2 separate regions of the Homo sapiens genome follow, and region 2 is linked to region 1. A link is a contact called in ENCODE Hi-C or POLR2A ChIA-PET data. All regions are on one chromosome and are shown on one strand. Each heading gives the region's core, a stretch centred on a gene start or an enhancer-like site at or near the end of the contact. The rest is flanking DNA. Distances are from core to core; before and after follow the strand shown.

The links. A loop is a pair of places that touch in the nucleus more often than their neighbours do. ChIA-PET counts read pairs that join two places held with the same protein, here RNA polymerase II (POLR2A). Pooled maps may share reads with other maps.
Region 2: a loop to region 1 is called in a pooled map, with 2.7 times the contacts of the local background. The contact joins the enhancer-like site here to the promoter of DHRS11 in region 1. A Hi-C loop is called at or near these places in 4 of 50 pooled maps. POLR2A ChIA-PET finds 5 or more read pairs at or near these places in 5 of 52 experiments (CD4-positive, alpha-beta T cell, H1, HEK293 and 2 more).

Annotation. Positions count from the first base shown.
Region 1 is chr17:36,589,318-36,595,167 of GRCh38, reverse strand. It overlaps DHRS11 (dehydrogenase/reductase 11), which reads right to left and starts at 3,289. Exons shown (of 7, transcript NM_024308.4): 1 at 3,012-3,289; 2 at 1-197. The coding sequence starts at 3,158. GGNBP2 (gametogenetin binding protein 2) reads right to left here. Exons shown (of 14, transcript NM_024835.5): 14 at 5,320-5,850. The coding sequence ends at 5,757.
Region 2 is chr17:37,086,752-37,092,601 of GRCh38, reverse strand. ACACA (acetyl-CoA carboxylase alpha) reads left to right here. Exons shown (of 56, transcript NM_198834.3): 55 at 3,528-3,664; 56 at 5,163-5,850. The coding sequence ends at 5,286. Among named protein-coding and RNA genes, the nearest start is that of MIR2909, 56 kb to the right of the region's middle. RefSeq lists an enhancer at 2,374-2,875. Within about 2 kb of position 2,466, at least 9 of the 41 ENCODE cell types and tissues checked have a DNase peak (open chromatin) inside an H3K27ac peak, as active enhancers do; they include CD4-positive, alpha-beta T cell, where a contact is called at or near this core.

The DNA.
Region 1 (5,850 bases), core at 2,040-4,539:
TTCCAACCACTGGTGCTGCCTGAGAGCAGGGTGTCAGGCCGGGCCAAGCCAGCATTGTTGATGCAGATGTCTACACCGCTGTGCTGAGAACGGATAGCTGAGAACATGGAGAGGATGTCCTCTTCATTTGATAGGTCACATCTGTAGGGGATCAAAGTCCCGGGGTAGCCTGCACTCTTACATTCAGCAGCCAGCTCCTATGAAACCCAACAGGGGTCTGACTGGGGTGAGCAGCTCACTCCCACGGCTCCCTAGCCAGCCTCAGACCCCGACCCCCGTCACACTCATAAAACATGCTCCTTTGGCAGCTGACTTTCAGCCACGAAGATGTTGGACTGCCCATCCCCTAAGTCTGTCCTCTTTGGTCAAAGTCTAAGGGATGACAGTGCTCCCCGAGTGATGAAGGGAAAAGGCTGTTATCAATGGAGAAACCTCACTATAAACTCAAGTCCTGGCTGGGCGTGGTGGCTCATGCCTGTAATCCCAACACTTTGGAAGGCCAAGGCGGGTGGACCAGTTGAGGTCAGGAGTTTGAGACCAGCCTTGGCTAACTTGGTGGAACCCTATCTCTACTGAAAATACAAAAATTAGCTGGGTGTGGTGGCTACTTGGGAGGCTGAGGCACAAGAATCACTTGAACCCAGGAGGCGGAGGTTGCAGGAGCTGAGATCACGCCACTGCACTCCAGCCTGGGTGACAGAGCAAGACTGTGTCTCAAATAAATAAATAAATAAATAAATAAACTCAAGTCCTGGGTGGAACAGGGGCCAGGGACCTAGAGAATGGAGTGCTCTCTCTTTTCTGCCTCTTCCTCAACAGGAACACCTCTTCTGCCCATAGGTAATATGCGCCTCTCCACCACTTCATGCTTCTACACCAGTCCCGAGAGTCACTGGGCTGGTTAACCCAGCTTCTTCTGCATTGTGTCAGCCAGTCCCTCATCTCTGAACTATTCCCCTCCCCTCGCAAACTGCAGCCAACTGGCTCAGAGTTCTCAGACATGCCTTTCAACCAAGCCCAGCTGCCAATCTTCTCTCCCTACCTAAAGGAGGGGTCAGAAAGTCAGGACAGATTCTTTCTCTCTGAGCCCTGGTGCACCACCCTCCCCTCTGAGGTTTCTCAGGAGACTATGAGGCAATTCAGGTGGCAGGTGCCATTGAACACCCCCTGTGCATCTCCAGGCCCTCAGCATGCCAAGAAAGACCTGAGAAGGCAGAGCCACTGAGAGGCAGCCCAGGGGGAAGCTGACATTCAGAGGCAAGAAGAAAATACGTTCTGTGGCCTTCTTTGGAAGCCAGTGACTGGGCACTTGAGCCTTGTGATGGTGACTGTGTAGACGTGGGCGAGGGGGAAGGGGCGTGCGGTGCCCTAGAGGAAGGCCAGCTTGGCCAGCTGCCCTGGCCTGGAGCCCCTTCCTCCTCCCAAGCTGAGCCAGGAATAAAGGACAGGATCGGGTGTCTTGGGACATTCTTTTCTGCTTTGACTTTCTGTGAGTTCAAAAGGTATAGTCCTCTGAGAATCAGAAACCCCCCTTCACCAGATTTTACCCACATTTGATCACTTCAGGAAACAGGAGTTTTCTCTGTAGGAAGCTAGAACCCAAATTCTGCTTTAACATCAATGACTGAATCAATCAAAGCAGACTGTGGGCAAGGAAGACTGCAGCTTTCCCCTCCCCTGGTGTACATCTTCCCGCTTCCTCCTCTAGACTCAAAATTCCTGCCACAAGAAAACCAGAAGGGATGAGCTCAGAATGTATTTCTCCCTGTCACTGCCTTCCTGTTGCCCCACCTGTGCCACCTGATCTCCCTACCTCCCCTCAGTAATGATCTACAACATCATGTCACCCCCTCACAACAGGGGCATTCTCCTCTCAGACATGGAGTCACCCTGGGACTGAGTGATCAGCCTGGGGATCCCCTTGGGGCTCAGGCCCCCCCTTCCTGGCTAGCTTGCGGTAGGGGAGTAGGTGAGAAGGCAAGAGTGGCTTCAGAATTACAGAATCCAGTTGTTTAATCCCTGGCCTGATCCTCTGGGCTCCAAGGCTGGGGCTGGGTCCTGAGCTCCTCAGAATAGGATAAAGGGAGGAAAGAGTGGGGCAGTGATGGAGCCAGGTGACCTTGGGATTATCTGGGTTATAAAGCATACCTTTGGTCAGCAGCAGGGGAGGGGACAGTCCTCCTTCCTGTATACCTTCTCCCTCTGCCCCCACCCAAGGCCTCCTTACCCTTTCCCTGCCTGAGGACTTTGAGCACGGTGGAGATAAAGCCCTGCAGCTAAGCACTAGCCCGACACTGAGAATGAGCTTACAGGGCACATCCAGAGAGAGCCTAGCACAGAAATTCCTCCCTGCTCCAAAATGGCCATCTTGATTTTTCTCTGAGCTCTGAGGGCTCCCAACCCCACGTCAAGAGCAGAGTAAGGAGTTCCAGGTTGCTTTATCCTCTCAAGGTTTCCGCCCGATTTCACCCACTCTGTTCGCCCCAGGAGAGTGGAGGAGGGCCCACTAATGAATATTCCATTCATTCCTCATGCCACTGGGCATGAGTTACCCCCGAGGTGAGGGGGCGGGGCTGAGGCTCTTCAGTAAAGCTCCCACCCCAACCCCAACCTCAGTCCTGGCTCCTGCCCATCTGGTTGGCCAGCCACCTTGCCCTGCGTGGTGGGTGACTTCTGGAGATTAGAGGCACTTGGCCGCCGGGGGCGAGAAGGCCACAGGGGCGAGACCACCACCCCCGACCTCCGGCTTCCCCTTCCTCGGGCCAATACCCTGGGGAGACCCGAGGGGCGGGTGGGGAGATGCCGGGGTCGGAGATTCGGTAACTCGAGCAGGGGCTGTCAGGGCAAACGGCTCCTTCAAAGATGAGACTTAAGGGGAAGGGAGAAGCCTGCCTTAAGGGATCCGAGAGGCCGCCCCGACTAGAGCAAAGGGCCCCGGCGTGGCGGGCAGGTGAACCCGACTCCGGGGAAACGACCCGCCCGCGACGTCCCCGCCCTCGGCCCGGCCTCACCTCGATGTTGCCCACAGTGCGGGCGCAGCCCACCACCTTCAGTCCCTGCTGGACCAGGGCCCGGGCCACGGCCGCGCCGATGCCCCCCGAGGCCCCCGTCACCAGCGCCAGCCGGTCGCGCCACCGCTCCATGCCGGGCCTGGCCATGGGCCCACGCCGCCCGTCCGCCTCGCTGGACTAGCCCGACACGGGGGTCGAGGAGCTGACGCCCGGCCGCTCTCCTGCCGCCGCCGCCGACCTGCTTGGGTCCGATCCGCGCCTAGACCCACCAGAGTCCCGGCCTGCCTCCGGCCGGGACTCCACCCTCAGGCCCCCGGCGATCCGCCGTATCCAGTCGGAGGCCGCCGCGGCCCGGCCGCCCCGCCCCTTCCGCCCCTCTGCCCCGCCCCGGCGTAGGGAAACCGGGCTGCGCGGGAGCGTCCTGGCAGCTGGCGGCGCCGCTTCCCCAGTGAGCGCTGCCCTTTGGGGTCAGGGAAACCGAGGTTTAGCGGGGAGGTTCCTTCAGCCCCAAGGGCGCATACTGAAGCGTCCCGCTTAGTCTCCCTTCTCTACTCCTGAACCCTAATGCCAGGATGAGGAATTAAGGGCACTTAAGGTGACTCCAACACTCTTCCACACCCTCCCAAACCCGCCGGTGGCTGATGGGAAGGGATTCGGCCCAGAAAACGCCGAGTGTCTCCGCCATCAATGCTAGGTGACCTTGGGAAGGACTCATTCACCCTACCTGATCCCTTGGCTTTACTAGCCACGGAGAACTGAAATACTCCTAAGTACACGTGTACTGGGGTATTCTGTCCCTAAATGGCCCACTGTGTCTAACTGCCCTAGACCCCCACGCTTACCCCTACCCCACTGTAGCAAATGTATCATGATATATGCCAAAGATTAAAACAGTATCTAACATTTGCTGCTTATGGTGTAGCAGGCATTTTAAATATAGTAACTAATCTACACAACCGCGCTGAGATGGCACATATTAGTATCTTAATTTTAAAGATGAGTATACTGACGTGGTGAAGCATGGTTTGGACCACAGGCAGTCCAGTCTTACGCCAGGGATGTGCTCCTCAACTGTCTTCACATCATTATCGCTTCTCGGGTTGCTGGTTTTGTTCAGAGTAGAGCTCGCTTTACTAAAAGTGCTGAAAACTGCGTACTTAATATAGCCATTCTCTTAAAGAAAAAGCATCTTTGAATAACCACCTGACTCCCTTCCAGCAAGCAATGGAGTAAGCGGTGAATGTGGCTGGTTTATTCATTCAAAAACACTCATTTGCCTATCCTGTGTTTGGCCCCAATGGCAAAGATTAAAACTAAACTAAATCAGCCTTTCCTTTTAGGGATCTCAAAAGAACATTTGACTCTTAACAGTGGTGAAGAGGGGATTCACCTCTGAGCCAAGGGCTGTGGGAGACCCACAGTCATTTTTTAGATTCTGGGATGAAATCAAAAAGGGTCCAAGAGGAGTCCTTTTACCTCTGCCCCATTCCTATACAACATTTAGATTTGAAAGACAACTCAGGAGGTGGATCCAAGAAATGGCACTATGAAAATTCAATCTAAGTTTCTGCTGCTGCCCACTTGAAATCTAACTCAAAATCTGATTAAAAGCACATAAAATTCACTCCACCTCCATTGCACAGAAGTACTGATTGTCCCATGATTTTATGCTGCCACCAAGTATTATAAACATGTAGACACAAATCTCTAAGCATCATGTGTCTACGGAGCTATTTGACTGGATCTTTTAAATGGCAGCAAAATGCTACTCCTGGGGGGAACTCTCTCCTTTAGTACTCACAGCTGTGACAGGAGTAAACTGTAAGACCACAGTGACTTTGTTACTGGATACCAGATAAGGCTGAACCTCACATGCATTTAAACAGCCCACAATGTGGTTAGCTCTCAGTGCAGCCTTCTGAGCCCAGTCTTACATGTTGAGCAATTACTTATCGGGCAACCCTTGGTTGAAATTCTGCCAAGTTTTGTTTTTATTCTTCTAGGTCAATATGAACCTCTGAATTTAAGAAGTACTTTGTATTATGTATTAGGGAACCTTTAATAATAGCAATTAAAGTCTCATGGGAAAGTAAGATGGTAGCAAGTATTTAAAGTATCTCCTCAAAAGAAAAAGACTGGAAAACTGCTTTTCTCAGTTGTCAATTCTCATCAAAGGAAGATTTTTGTCTTCAACAATCTGTATCTCTGTCCTTCATCCTTTCTAACATCAACACTGGCCAAGCATCAAGTCCACAAGTGGCAAATACTAAAGTACTGCCACATATTAAGTAGAAACATGTACAGCAAATTTTACTGTGCGTATTAATAAATATTCTTTATTTTAAATTTTGCACATTGCGCTTTAACATTACATCCAAACATTTTGCAAGTGGATGTCTACTTTGTAAAACCATATATTCAGCTCATTGTCATTTCTGTACAGAATTATAAGTACAACATTACTTTTTGCCACTAAGTTGCTTTAGTAAGTCTCACAGGAAGAGAAACATTTAATGAAAAGAGATGGCTTAAATCATATGGCAGGCCTGCGCAGCCACGCAACTAAAGACACAAGCCTGAAGAAAGAACTAATGAGGATACCTCCACCGTCTCCCAAAACAAGAAAGAATCACATTGATTTAAGATAAAATTTTGCCATAAGTCACTAAATTAAGAGTTTTTCGAAAGAGAAGGCGCAGTAGTCATCGTGAGTGTTTCATTGAAAGACAGAGCTATTTTATTTATTTAATTTGCTCCAGCCGTTGTCAACCAGCCACTACAAATGGGCCTCTTGTGATCATTTAACCGGCAGTATTTATTAAATTTCTCCTTCAGATGC
Region 2 (5,850 bases), core at 1,217-3,716, 500 kb before region 1:
AATGAAACTTTCCAAACAGGTCATTTAGATGTTGTGAGATAGACTAATTACTACATAAAATTAGTGAGGCTGACTAGTGCCTGAGATACTTATCCACTGATGCAGACAGAAAGTGTCTGTTGAACATTCATTTTAGGACAGGCCACTGTTGTGATGTAGAATTATTGATATTTTATTGATAAAATGTTCTGATACAGATGGATATGCTGACAGGTGGCATACGGGCCCAGGCCTGTCATGATGTTAGCAGCCTAGCATATCACACCTGTTTAAAGTCCACGCTGGAATACTAGGAATGACTGGCCACATTTTCTTTTTTTTTTTTTTTGTCTCACTCTATTGCCCAGGCTGCTGGAGTAGGTATGATGACTCACTTTCAGCCTCAACCTCCTGGGCTCATGTGATCCTCCCCTCCCACCTCAGCCTCCCAAGTAGCTGGGACTATAGGCATACACTACCCCACCTGGCTGATTTTTTTGTAGAGGTGGGGTTTTGCCATGTTGCCCAGGCTGGTCTGAAACTCCTGGACTCCAGCAATTCCCTGCCTCAGCCTCCCAAATTGCTGGGATAACAGGCGTGAGCCACTGTGCCAGGCCCATTTTCATAATTTTAAGGAGGGAAATAATAATGGCTTCTTCCTGGGAATAAGGTTGGCCTATCCTTCTGGATGACTGGAATTGAGTCTTACAACTGTTCTAAGGGAGCAAACAAGAAACTGTAGGCTCTGGCTGGGCACAGTGGCACACGCCTATAATCCCAGCACTTTGGGAGGCCAAGGCAGGGGAACTGCTTGAGCCCAGGAGTTCAAGACCAGCCTGGGCAACATAACGAGACCCTGTTTCTACCAAAAAAAGTTTTGCCAGGCATGGTGGGGCATGCCTGTAATCCTAGCTATTCAGGATGCCGATGCAGGAGAATCACGTGAGCCCAGGAGTTTCGGGCTGCAATGAGCTGTGATCATGCCACTGTACTCCAGCCTGGGCAACAGGAGGAGACCCTGTCTGGGGGAAGAAAAAAAAACCTGTAAACTCCATAACCCAGTGGAAGGGAGCTTGCTTTTCCCAGGTGGAGCAAATTATCCCACAACAGTATGGTAACTCTCCCAGGTCTGTTGAGAAAAACCAGTGGCACTATGCTTACATAAGTTTGTTTATTTTTGCTAAACATGCAGTTGATTAGAACTTGAGACCCCTTTCCTTCATGTACTCTAGGCTGTAATCCACTGGGGTTTGGCGGTCATTGTCATCCAGTTGTACTTTGCGTAAACAGCAGATCTTTTTATAGGACCCATATTTTCAAGCAACTGTAAAACTTGGAATGCGTTGCCCTAATCCTGTCTGGGAACTTTTCAAAATGTTTAAACACCTAGCATACTCTGTGGCTGCAGGAGGGGAAGGCAGAAGAGTTTTCTCTAGAGGGTAGCTGGCTTTCCAGTGTAGTGTCTGAGCATTGTTGGAAGCAGGCATCTCGTTAGCTAATACATTACACCAATCAAGGAGAGTTATCTTAAGCCACAATTAATCTGCTCCCTGGCATATGTTGATAGGAAAGCATCATGCTGTTTCTTAATTAAAAGCAAACGGATTAAAAATGATTAATAAGAGTATTAAATATTCTCCTAAACTAAAGGCTTTGGGATTCTTGGGTAAATCTAAAAATCTTGGGGTTTTTTTTTTTTCCATTCTGAAATCCAAGAAGCATTTATTGTTTTATTTTTCCTCCCCTCCACCCCAATCTTCATAAGTAGGGGTATGTGTAGAAGTCCTGAAACCACGGAGCAGAAGAGTAAATTGCCAATGATGGAAATGGAAATGTTGAAATTTAGGTGGCGACGTTTAGGAGTCCAGGGGGACCCATCCATATGTGGGGCGTGCAGCAAGCTGGGTCACAAGAGTGAGTTAAAACCATGTTATGGGAAAAGCAGTGCTACCTTCTCCCTCGTGGATAGGGGCTGATGTGACACTTCCTTTCCTTAGGCGCAAAACACTTTCTCAAGGCAGTTTGGCCTTGAGAGATGCTGGGAGTCCTAACCCAGGCACAGAGAGGAGAGGGTCACTCAGGTTTGCACTGACGGGGCCACACACCCCAGCTGAAGAATTGCTGATCTGCTTATCAGTGATTAGATACAGAACTGGGCACATTTGAGTCAGAAAAAGAAATGGACAAAGAACTAAAAGAGACATACTGCTGATCCTTAGTCCCCGGAAGCCTTCATCTTTCCAATGTAAAGGAGTTAATTTTTAGAAACAGAGACGTCGATGAAATGACATACATTAAATAACCAGTCACAACTAAGTCGGCAGCTAAGTTAGAGACAGGAAGTGACAGTCTGAAAAGAAACCATTATATTTGAAGGCACGAGATAGTTAGAAAATAGCCTAGTGCTCAGTTTTGTACTGCTTGAGGCCTCTTGTGATGAAGACATTTCCTCTGCAGCCCAGTAGTCACAGCTGTGGCTTTGGTGACCTTGCTTGCATACAGGCTTCCTGTAGCCACGTCTCAAACCTCAAAGCCTCAGAGTCCCTAACAAACACACCCACCTATTAAATTATAGCACCAAACTCATTGTCATTCTGACTTTGACTTCGTTAGTGATAACAGAGAAGGATAGCGCACCTTTAAATGACAAGCTTTGTGTTTAATTACCCAAACAAAATGACATAAATATGAATGAGCCCTAATTGTGGTACTTGGTTTTCCGGAAACCATTAACAAAACGATTCCTAAATGATTTGTAAAGAAAATGAGAGGAGAAGAGAGCAAGGAGAAGGCTATTAGGCTTCTAACACACTCCTGAATTATTATGTAGTCAACCACCTAGGAAATACTCAGCTAAATGATCTTGAAAAGGAGGTGAGAGGTGGTTTGTTGAGACTTTCAGGGTTATGGACGTCTTGATCCTTTCGAATACTCTCATAGGTAATAAAATGGGGCTTAGGTTTCTGACCTGGTGGCTGTACCCTGGCAACAAGACTTCCCTCCCATCAGTTCCCCGTCCGTGCCTCATCAAAAGACAGTGGGCTCTATTTCAGGAGACTTCATCCATCCAGTGACTGCCAGGCCTCACTGAGGCTAGAGACTTATACTTTAGGCATTGTGTCTCAGCTCCTCTGAGAGCAAAACACCAAATAAACAGCCTTGCCTTCTCAATCACAATTTTACTAAGTAATTTGGGCTTTTAACTGGTTCTCTCAAACCTGTCAGGTTATTGAATTCTCTTAGCCTTTGTCAAATAGGTGGGTCCCTAGAGTCTGACAGGACAGAGTCAGGGTATGAGCACCAGAGTGCTCGGGAGAGCCCCATGGAGACTTCAGGTGTACACCTGTGTCCATAAAGGAAGAGAAGGAGAAGGGGCACAGCTCCTGCCTCGAGGCCTACTTCCTCCTCCTGCACGATGCTGACAGTGAAGGAGAATCGTGGACACGGAGCACACTTTTGGAGTAAGCAAGCACTCCAGATCCTGAATAGTCAGGGTGTCCCGGCCTGGCCTGACCCCTGGTGTTTGACCAAGAGTCATCTGTTTGCAGGCTTATGTTTGGGACAATAATAAGGATCTGGCGGAGTGGCTAGAGAAACAGCTGACAGAGGAGGATGGTGTTCACTCGGTAATAGAGGAAAACATCAAATGCATCAGCAGAGACTACGTCCTCAAGCAAATCCGCAGGTGAGACCAACGTGGGGAACTCCACTAGAGAAGGAGGGCTAATTTCTTTGGAATAAAAAGTTTCCAAACAAATCATGAGATGATCGCAGAAATCTTATGATCTCTGCAGTCTCTTGCTGTTTGAGACAGCTGTAGTTGACCCACAGGTACAGATATGGCCTGAAGCCCAATTCTTTTTCAGCTACTGCTCCCCAGGGGCACTTAGTAATCTCAGCTAGATGAAGGCTTAATTCACTGTGCCCACCTCTTAGCTCTGAATGCTGATACTCAAACCGGATGAACAACTCTGGGAGGAAAGCTGATTGTGTGTGTGGTGGTTTCCTGGGAAACCACCTCCTCACCTCCTGAAGCCAAGAGTTAGCTGTATTCTTCTAGAGGCTTCAGTCTGCTCCATAGGATCGGTGGTAGAGACTGCAGGGGCATTTTTGTAAAAGTTTATTTGGAAACATTTCACTTACAGAAAAGTTATAAAATTAAAAACAGTACAAAGAACACCCCTATATATAATATCTGTACTCAGATTTACCTGTTACATTTTCTCCCCGTTGCTATATCACTTATGAGTGTGCCTGCCCTCCCATATGTGTATACATTTTTCCTCTTTCTGAACTACTTAAGGGTGTTACATATATCATGGCCTTTACCCCCAAATATTTCAGTGTGCATTTGCTGAGAATAGGGATACTTTTACATAACCATCATAAAATGATCCACTTTTGTAAATTTAACATTGATTAAAAACTTTTATCTGATATCTACCATCTGTAGAACATTGCTCATTTTGAGTTTGTCTGATGTCTCCCCATGATGAGATGCAGGTGAGGCACTCTGGCCAGAACCTTCACAGGGCACCACATCTGGGGGCACATGCTGTTTATCTGCTCCTCCTCGTGTTAATTTCATCCGCTGGTCAAGATGTTGCTCCATTTCTCTACCGTATAATTACTGATTTTCCCCCCTTGCACCTAATAAGTAGTCTGCAGGAAGACATTTTAAGGCCATGCAAGTATCTTGCTTTCATCAAAATTTCCCTCTGGTGCAGTCTTTACGATGAGCTTGCAAAATGATAACTTTCCAACTCCAGCACACCCTCCACAATTACCAGTCACCACTCAGTCCTCACTCCTGCCGATTCTTTTATATATACATTATTGGTACAGACTCATGAAGTTCTATTTTTTACTGATTTATAATTCATTGCTGGGCTGCTTTTGATGCCCCAATTGCTGTCTTTGTGACATGCCCCCATTGGCATGTTTTGGGTTTTTTTTGGGTTTTGTTTTGGGTTTAATTCCTTTTTCAACATAGCAAAATGTTTTGGGTTTGTCTTGCACTACCTTGGCTGGATATTTGTAATATAGGGAAACAAATAAGGTGAGGCGTGACTAAAATGTCTGCAGTGGACGGTGCACACATGTTTATTGGGCAGTTCTTTAGCTGTCCTCATCTAGACACTTCTGCTTCTCTTTTCTTCACCATTCTCAATCTTCCTTTCCAGCTTGGTCCAGGCCAATCCAGAGGTTGCCATGGATTCCATCATCCATATGACGCAGCACATATCACCCACTCAGCGAGCAGAAGTCATACGGATCCTCTCCACAATGGATTCCCCTTCCACGTAGGAAGAGCTTCCTGCCTGTCCCTGCCCTGTCTCTGGAGAAAAGGGCTAGAGCTGCCTTTTACAACTGTAACCACTGTAATGAGAAGGCACAGGAGACCCAGCACTGGAGTCAAATGGCATTTTACTTCCTCTCGTTTCAGGTTATGCATGACATCCTGGGATGTAAGATCACAGAATCCCCCTCCAGCCCACCAGTCACACCTACCCCATTCAGTATTTATTACCCTGGCCAGGCCTAGTCCTCCACTCCCTGCACAGGACTGAGAAGGCAATGAAAGGTACAAACATGTACCATGAGGTCTTACTAACCAAAGTAGGGCTGCCCCTCCTGTCCTGACAGCCCCTTGGCCTCCCAGCATGGGGAAGCGTGAGGAGTTGCCCAGCAGTGAGCAGCCCCCCTCACTCCTGGCCCCATGAGCCGCAGCCACAGGCAGCAGAGGAGGGCTAAGGAGAGGAGGAAGCCTCAAGTCCATTGTTTATTACCCCGACTCTTAGCCCAGCACACAGTAGGCACTGGAGAGGAATGATTCCCAGTTTAACCACACTACGGTACCTTTTATGAAGA